2 separate regions of the Homo sapiens genome follow, and region 1 is linked to region 2. A link is an interaction called in ENCODE POLR2A ChIA-PET data of the cell type or tissue named here. Cell type or tissue: IMR-90. All regions are shown on one strand. Links, peaks and the distances in the headings refer to the core of each region. The heading gives the core; the rest is flanking DNA.

Region 1 (4,401 bases), core at 150-4,149, 1.5 Mb before region 2:
GCCACCTGTCAAAACCTATCCGATATTCCCAATTCCAAGTACCACCTCCTCTCTCTAACACAAAGATTTCCTGATCACATAAATGGATTAAAAATTACAACAGCTGAAGTACTAAGAGGGGGAACAAAAGAAAGAAACTCTTCCAATTTCCCATAATATACAGAATCCTTTTATTATAATTCTCATAATCTTTGGTATGATAGATAGTACTTGCCTTATCCTCTCCATGATATTTACACAATTATTAAAGGTAGGTACTGTCTCTTACTCATTTATGTATCCCCTAGTAAATGAGGGATGTGTCTTTTAGAAAGCATAAACGCAGCCAGGCACAGTGGCTCAGGCCTGTAATCCCAGCTACTCAGGAGGCTGTGGCAGGAGAATCGCTTGAACCCGGGCGGCAGAGGTTGCAGTGAGCTGAAATCTCGCCACTGCACTCCAGCCTAGGCAACAAAGTGAGATTCCATCTCAAAAGAAAAGAAAAAGAAAAAAAGAAAGCATAAATGCTAAATTTGTTTATCTGAACTAAAACTCAAATATGTAAGTTAGTTTAAGTTATTCATTGATATCCCCATGGCTCAGTTTCCTTCCACTATGAATGCTTATATTTATTCATTCATTCACTCACTAAAACATAGGCAGATTAACAAGCAAAATGCTGGCTGGGCGCGGTGGCTCATGCCTGTAATCCTAGCACTTTGGGAGGCTGAGGAGGGTGGACTGTCTGAGCTCAAGAGTTCGAGACCAGCCTGGGCAACATGGTGAAACCCCATATCTACTGAAATACAGAAAGTCAGTCAGGTGTGGTAGCATGTGCCTGAAGTCCCGGCTACTCAGGAGGCTGAGGCACGAGAATTGCTTGGACCCGGAAAATGGAGGTTGCAATGAGCCGAGATCATGCCACTGCACTCCAGCCTGGGTGACAAAGTGAAACTCTGTCTTAAAAAAAAAAAAAAAAAACAAAAAACAAGCCAAATGCCAGGCAGTAAAAATAAAAAATGAGTAAGAGATGGTCTTTGCACCCGAAGAGTTCAGAGTCTATTAAAGAAAGACATAAATTATGATAATAAACTATATTATGGTATAAGTAAAATATTAAAGATATGTACATGCTTAAGCTATCTTGGGTGTGGGGAAGCAGTGGCATGTTTAGAAAGGATTTTTAGGGAGAGTGTGGGGGGGGCGGGTGAGGGTTGAAAAATTACCTGTTGGGTACAATGGTTACTATACGGGCAATGGGTACACTAACAGTCCAGACTTCAACATTACACAACACATACATGCAAGAAATCTGCACTTTTACCCCCTAAATATATTTTTTAAATTTTTTCAAATATTTAACTTTTATTTTAGGTTCAGGGATACATGTGCAGGTTTGTTATATAGGTAAATTACGTGTCACAGGGGTTTGGTGTACAGATTATTTCATTACCTAGGTAATAAACATAGTACCCAATAGGCAGTTTTTCGATCCTCACCCTCCTCCCACCTTCCACCCTCAAGCAGGTCTGGCTGTCTGTTGTTCCCTTCTTTGTGTCCATATGTATTTAATATTTAGCTCCCACTTTTAAGTGAGAACATGTGGTATTTGATTTTCTGTTCCTATATTAGCTCGCTTAGGACAATGGCCTCCAGCTCCATCCACATTGCTATAAGGAGCATGATCTTGTTCCCTAAAAAAAAAAATTATAAAAAGTGACAAGTGAAGTAAATAGTATCTATCAAGGTGAAGAGGAATAAAAAGAATATTTCAGGTCAAGAAGACAGACTGAATGATACAACAAAAGCAAGACACAGCACACATGTAGGAAAAAACTAAAGACACTTCCATATTCTTGCAGTGAAGAATAAGGAAAAGAAGGGTAAATTGCTGAGGAGGTGAGCCAACAAGATCACTATGGATAGTGCATGTCATAACAAGGGACCTCAACTTAATCCATTAGGCCATAAAGAGTTATTAATGGGCTTAAAGCATGGTTGGAACATGGTAAGATTTGCCTTTAATATAGATTACTCTGATGCCTATATAAAGAATCAATTTGTCAGGGGCAAGAAGGAAGGCAGATCAGTTAACGGTTGTTACAGTGGTTTAAGAGTGAGACAAGGAGGACAGGGCCAGCAGAAGCAGGGAAGGAGAAGACATGTTACAGAAATATTCTTAATTCTTCTGATTCACTGTATCATGGAACTCACAGTCCAAACTCAAAAATTAGTATTAGCATATGTGAAGTGCTTACTCTAATTTCTGAAACATAACTGAAGCTCATTAAATTACTAACATAATCATGATTATTATTATTACTAAAGGATAGAAAGCCATGAAAATTATTAATTATAGTAAAATAAAGTATCACTGCCATTTTAGAAAAACAGCTGAACATTATCAAAAAAGTAGCTGAGACCTGAATATCCCCCAATTTCCATTTTCAACCAATTTTCAATGTTACCTAAAGCAATAATTAGAACACAGGTATTAAAAAATTAAGTTAATGGCAAAGTCAAAACTTGCATTAAACTTCATCTGATAGCCACTATATTATTAACCTATACAAAATATTTTTGCCTTTAAGCTAGATTTACCTACACAAAATACTTTTGTGTAGGTAAATAATGTAGTTCAAAATATGAGCTATATAGGTAAATAATATATGAATTGTATATAATATATGATATGAATAATATATGAATTATATATCAATATCATGATATGAATATCATGATATATTGTGTGTATATATACTATATATATAAAATATATATTTCATAAATATATAAATATATAATATATATTTCATAAATATATAAATATATAATATATAGTTCATATATATATAATTCATATATTATTTACCTATACAAAATAGCCACAGCATTAGGGCTGATTCACTTTCTACAAAATATCTAATTTTTATTTATTTTCAAAAAAGTTTTCCCTAAAACACATAATTTTTTAAAAATATCCAATTTGGCCGGGCGCGGTGGCTCACGCCTGTAATCCCAGCACTTTGGGAGGCCGAGGCGGGTGGATCATGAGGTCAGGAGATCGAGACCATCCTGGCTAACAAGGTGAAACCCCGTCTCTACTAAAAATACAAAAAAAATTAGCCGGGCGCGGTGGCGGGCGCCTGTAGTCCCAGCTACTCGGGAGGCTGAGGCAGGAGAATGGCGTGAACCCGGGAAGCGGAGCTTGCAGTGAGCCGAGATTGCGCCACTGCAGTCCGCAGTCCGGCCTGGGCGACAGAGCAAGACTCCGTCTCAAAAAAAAAAAAAAAAAAATATCCAATTTGTATGCTATTTGTTTTATAATAATGATGCTTTTAAAATTTAGTAACAAAAAAATTTCAAATGAAAGAATGGTCAACAATTCAAATTAATTATAATAGCTAAAATCTAGTGAGTACCTACACGCCCCAGGTACCATCCTAAGCAATTTATAGTATCAATTCATAAACATTTCCCCACAAAGCTGTAAGATGGATATTATAATTTTTTTAAGGGAAACTGAAATTAAAAGAAATGAGATCTGACAACACTACAGGATATAAAAGTTAAGAGTTAATCTTTTAAAATGACAATATTTTTTCAACATGAACTATATTATGATCAAATAACCATCAAGTACACGAAGAAGAAACCAGAGGGAGAATTACAATAAATAAAATTAACAGCTCTTACTTGATTAATTTCACTTTGGAGTTGTAACCCATGCTGCTCCTTTTCTTCTCTCTGTTGTTGTAGCTGCTTAAACTCCGCCTTTAGATGCTGGTACTTGGTCTCTACCTCAGATAATTCTTCTTTGAGCTTTTGAGTAGCTTCTCCTTTTTCACTTAGTTCTACATGTATTCTATGCAGTGAGGTTTCAGATGCAGACAATCTTGACTGAAGCTGTTGACAATCTAGGTCTTTTTGATGAAGGGTTGCCTGAATATTCTTTTTACTCACAGATTCTTCATTATGTTTCTCCTCTAACTTAGTATAGTCTTGTTCTTTTTTCAGCAAGTTTTCTGTCAAGGTCTAAAATATCAATTTAACAATTTATTTCCTTTTCTAATATTTTTAATTACTCCAATTACTCAAACAATCTTTGGAGCAGTACTGTCTCCTATTATACATTTTAGTCAATATTAAAATATAAAACAGTGACAATGTTCTAGTCAAGAATTAAATCATTACATACTAACTTGTGATTTCACTATTGGTCCACTTAACTAAAATCTACTAATACAACTTAAGAATTGCCAAGCAAATGTTGACATAAAAAAAAAATAAAATCTACTGGATTTTTTAGGTTATGTGACATATTTATATTCTTCCACTTGAGTTAAAAACTGAAACTACCATTCTACCAACAAATTATTTTGAGTAACAATATACTATGCAAACTTTGATTTTTCACTGTGC
Region 2 (4,401 bases), core at 311-4,310:
ACTAAAAGGGACTGGACAATCGCTAAAGGTCTGTTGCAGTGTGAATGTCTTTAGATATTCATTTAACAAACACGTATAATGCTTCTTGTGTACTGGGTACTGTTCTAGGGCTTTGACCAACAGCAGCTCTTTCCGTCTTCTTTACCGCTCCATGAGGTGAATACTATCAGCCCCATTCTGAGGCCCAGGGAGGCTAAGAAACTTGGCCAGAGTCACAGAGTTCCTTCACTGATGCCTCAAGGCTTGAAAGCAGGCGAAATAACCACTCTAGAGACTGTGGCTCTGCGCAGGGCCTGAGGGATACCTTCCCCCAGATCCAGGCTTTCAGCCCATGCTCCTAACCTCCGAGGCAGCCTGGCTAGAGAGCTGGGCCTGATTGAGGAGAAATCCTGGTAGTTACATTCTCTGATGTCAAATTCATAAAGGGTAACTTCTCTTAAAATCCCAGGGTGAATCTCGTGTCTGTGAGTTTATCAAAATGCTTCCCTACTTCTACTTTAACCCTCTTTTTGGCCAGCAGTCCGTGAAGATGACAGTTACCTTCATCCAAAGGGGGCCTCTCTCAGGCATCTGGGCTCTGACAACTCCAACCCAACAGGATCACTCTTGAGTCTTAAGTGTTCAGGTCTTCGCAGTTTCCCACACATTCTTGGTGGCCCAACTCCCTCAGGAGGAAGACAGTCTCAGGGCTATCACTAATAGGCCGCAGAAGGAGCTGGCTAGTGGCCTGGAGGTTAATTTCAAGTAAACAAGAGAGAAGCAGGAGCCCTGTGGCATTTTCTCTGGTTTCCAGCATCCTGTAAGCCCTCCCCTGGATGTCCAGAACCTTCTGTGTGATTTGACCAGCCTGTGGAGGATGTTCTGACGGCCCCTTCCAATGCACTGGTGAACCCCTGTGCTGAAGGACTCAGCAAGGTTATCCCTCAAGCCCTGAGAAACAAGATTTTGTTTTCATCAGTTTCCAGCCTTGGGGCATCAGTGAGAAGAGCTGAGGGAGAAGACGATACTGACGGAGGGAGAGCAATATTGGCACGTGGCTGCTGGGACAGCATGTGGAATAGAATTCTGTTTTCACGTAATATTGTTTCAGCAGAAAAGGTGATTTCAGGAATGAGAGATTTCAATCAGAGTTTCTGTGTAGTGATTTGATTCTCATGTTTTCAGATTTTTTTCTTTAAATTATCACAATATTCAGAACATATTCATAATTTTTCATAAAATTTATAGCTACAATGCCAGCATTTCTCTTAGGTGGAGCCATATGAAATTGTCAATAGGTGACCATTTTTACCTACAAAAGTGGTAGTTTCATAAGGTTAAACATAAGTTCAACCTTACATTTCTAGAAAATCTCTTTTCATGGAATTCTAAGCTGTGCCATAAACATGGTATCTTATAAAGAAATCTTACCTTCACTTGCAAGTGGTTTGGAGGATGTGTAGCTCCTGTTTATTTTGGAAATGACTTAAAGTTGTTGATATGGGTCTTTTTCTCCCTGAGTGATTACAACTTCTCATTCTAATGATGGGAAAGTCTACAGTCATCTCTGCCACTTCTAACGTGGGGTGGCCCCAATTCCCCTCCATTGATGATTGGAGGGGAATCGCTTGTTGTCACATCGAATCCTAGAACCCTGTGAGACTGGAAGGAATTTAATTTGAAATTGCCGTGCGTACCAGTTCTGCTCTGGGCTGGAGAAACAATCCTGCTGCAGATCCATCTAGTGACATTAATCTTTCTTTGACTTAATTTGGTTTTCATCCCTAAAGTAGGGGCCCAGAGGACGCTCCCTGCCTCACAGGACTAGGGGACGATTAATGAGTCACTCTTAGAAGAGCATTTGGAGCTCCTCAGATGGAACAAATGGCATCTTTTTAACACTCTGCATTCCAGGGCACTTTTCAAAAAGGCATTTCTGTCCTTACCTCAGCAGCAGCTGACTTGTGCTAAAAAGAAAACGGAAACCTTTCCCCCACAAACATCTGTAAATAAACTATTTTTCTGTCTTTATAATCGTGTTAAAGTGTCACATGGGGGAAATGTTCCAGCTCTAGAGCAGCTGTGAAAGTTAGAAATGCACTCACACATACGCGCTCACACACACACACAACTCATCCACTAATAAAATGTTTCTACACTTGCTCTTGGGAGATAATTTCAGAGTAAAATTTCCTTGGTACAAGCTGTGTCTATGCTATCTTAATGCCTGAGCACAGCACTAGCAGCGGGCTGTTGCCAGCTCTTGAGGAGACATTTGAACTTTTGGCAGCGTTCCTTATCAGAAGGCCCATCCGAGGTATTTGTGATTATAGAGTAAGGGTGCTCGCTTTTGGCAAAACAAAGCGTCTGACAGTAGTGAAGTACTGGCTCAACACTCAATGGGAGACATTTGGGATTCATTCTTTGACAATTACCCAGAATGAATCATCAGCTTCCTTTTATAAAAAGATATTTATTGGCTTAGAAACAGAGCATATCCAGCTCTTCGTGGGGAGGAATTTTGTAACTATGTTCAAAGCTTCTCATAAACTCGGTGTCTGAGTATTGCTAAGGGGGTGCCTGCACAGAGCATTTAGTTTAATTGCATCAAATATGGAGGAGAATTGAAAAATCAGCCAGCAAACAATGAATAGCTCAAGGGGAAAAGGAGAGGATGCTCGTTAATAGGAGCAGAGTCGAAGAGCTCAGTAAGAGTTAAGAATCCCTGCTGGAGTCACTTTGCAGAGGCCTGATGGCCCCAGCCGGCCCCTGCCCAGTGCTGCCCCCACCCCACCACCAAGATATCATGCACACCAGCAGTTGGAGGCCTCTGGCCTAAACTTAGCGGCTGGCTGGACAGCTGTGTTTGAGGACCTCTTGAGGGCTGGCTCTTGCTCTGTGTTCCTCCCTGTGGGTGTAACCTGAAGGAGATTAGGTTTTAATCCTTTGGTGCTTGCTAGGTGGGCTAGTACATTCTGATAACCAATGTGCAGCAGGCCAGAAGAGAAATTCTAGGTTTCCACTCTTTCCAAACTGGGAAGGCAAGGTCCAAATTAATATTAGAATTGAGAATAGCTTTGGAGCTTCAGAATGGAGGGAAAAGTCACTTAGCTGATAAGGTTCAGAAGTGACAGGGTCAGTCCTCCAGAAACAGTTCCAGAATGAAGGAGATTTGTGGATCTCTGACCTGCCTCCTTCTTGCCACCCGTTTGTCTTGTAATTTTGTGAATGAGCCCCTCCTCCCACAGAGCCAGGCCTGCCCCCAGCATCTTGGCATCTTTGTCCCCCTTTGCCCGAAGGGCACTTCCTTGCTTGGGGATTTGCGAGTGCCCATCAGGGTGTGGGGGAGGGGCACTGTAGGGCCACTTGACCCTGGTTTCCATGGTACCAAAAGGTCTTAGGTGAGAACGCTTGATTTTAACTCCAAAAGAGGCAATATATACAGAGGCCTGCCTTTGTCAAATGTATACATTTAAAATCTGTGGCAATTCTTATCAGTTCTATTGAAGCATAATTTTTGAGACAGGGTCTTGCTCTGTTGCCCAGGCTGGAGTGCAGTGGCACAATCGTGGCTCACTGCACCCTTGACCTCCCACGCTCAAGCCATCCTCCTGCCTCAGCTGGGACTACAGGCGTGTGCCACAATGCTCAGCGCTTTTTTGTTTGTTTGTTTGTTTTGAGGAGAGATGGGGATCTGAGTTCTCCGGGCTGGTCTTGAACTCCTAGGATCAAGCAATCCTACTGCCTTGGCTTCCCAAAGAGCTGGGATTACAGTCATGAACCACTGTGTCCAGCCAAAATATAATTCATATTACCATAAAGCTAATTCGTTTAAAGTATACAATACAGTGGTTTTAGGTATACTTATAGAATTGAGCAACCATTGCCACAATCTAATTTTAGAACATTTTCATCCCTCCCGAAGAAACCTTGAATTCATTAACAGTCACTCCTTATTTCCCCCAGCCCTGCTTTAGCCAACTAGTAATCTACGATCTGTCTATATAAATTTGCCCATTTTGGACATTTCGTATATTCTTTTTAGATTCGTGGGTACATGTGCAGGTTTGCTACAAGGGTATACTGCATGATGCTGAGGTGTGGGCTTCTATTGATCCCATCACCCAGTGAACGTAGTACCCAACAGGAACTTTTTCAGCCCTTGCCCCAGACCCATCCCCGCTTTTGGAGTCCCTCATGTCTACTGCTCCCATCTTTATAGACACTTCATATCAATAGGACCATACAATATGTGGTCTTTTGTGACTGGCTTCTTCGCGTGTTTTTGCAGTTCATCCATGCTGTAGCATGTATCGGTAATTCTTTCCTTTTATTGTATGGCAATTTTTGGTAGTATATTCATACTACATGAACTAACACATAGTAATAATGAACTACTTGTAGTTGCAACATGAATACATG

Evidence for each region. Peaks named below come from ENCODE experiments on the same cell type or tissue, not always from the same donor. Only the 100,000 strongest peaks of a DNase experiment are listed, where the experiment ranks them.
Region 1: POLR2A ChIA-PET joins it to region 2 with 8 read pairs; 2 of 35 experiments call an interaction of 5 or more read pairs at or near these places.

Annotation. Positions count from the first base shown.
Region 1 is chr12:92,828,837-92,833,237 of GRCh38, forward strand. EEA1 (early endosome antigen 1) reads right to left here. Exons shown (of 29, transcript NM_003566.4): 11 at 3,676-4,014. Among named protein-coding and RNA genes, the nearest start is that of EEA1, 98 kb to the right of the region's middle. In IMR-90, for the core only: no CTCF peak of the experiment used is centred there; no DNase peak of the experiment used is centred there.
Region 2 is chr12:94,287,756-94,292,156 of GRCh38, forward strand. All of the region lies in intron 23 of PLXNC1 (plexin C1), which reads left to right. It also overlaps a transcript of CEP83 not described here. Among named protein-coding and RNA genes, the nearest start is that of PLXNC1-AS1, 110 kb to the left of the region's middle. In IMR-90, for the core only: no CTCF peak of the experiment used is centred there; a DNase peak (open chromatin) is centred at 2,386; H3K27ac peaks cover 1,264 bases.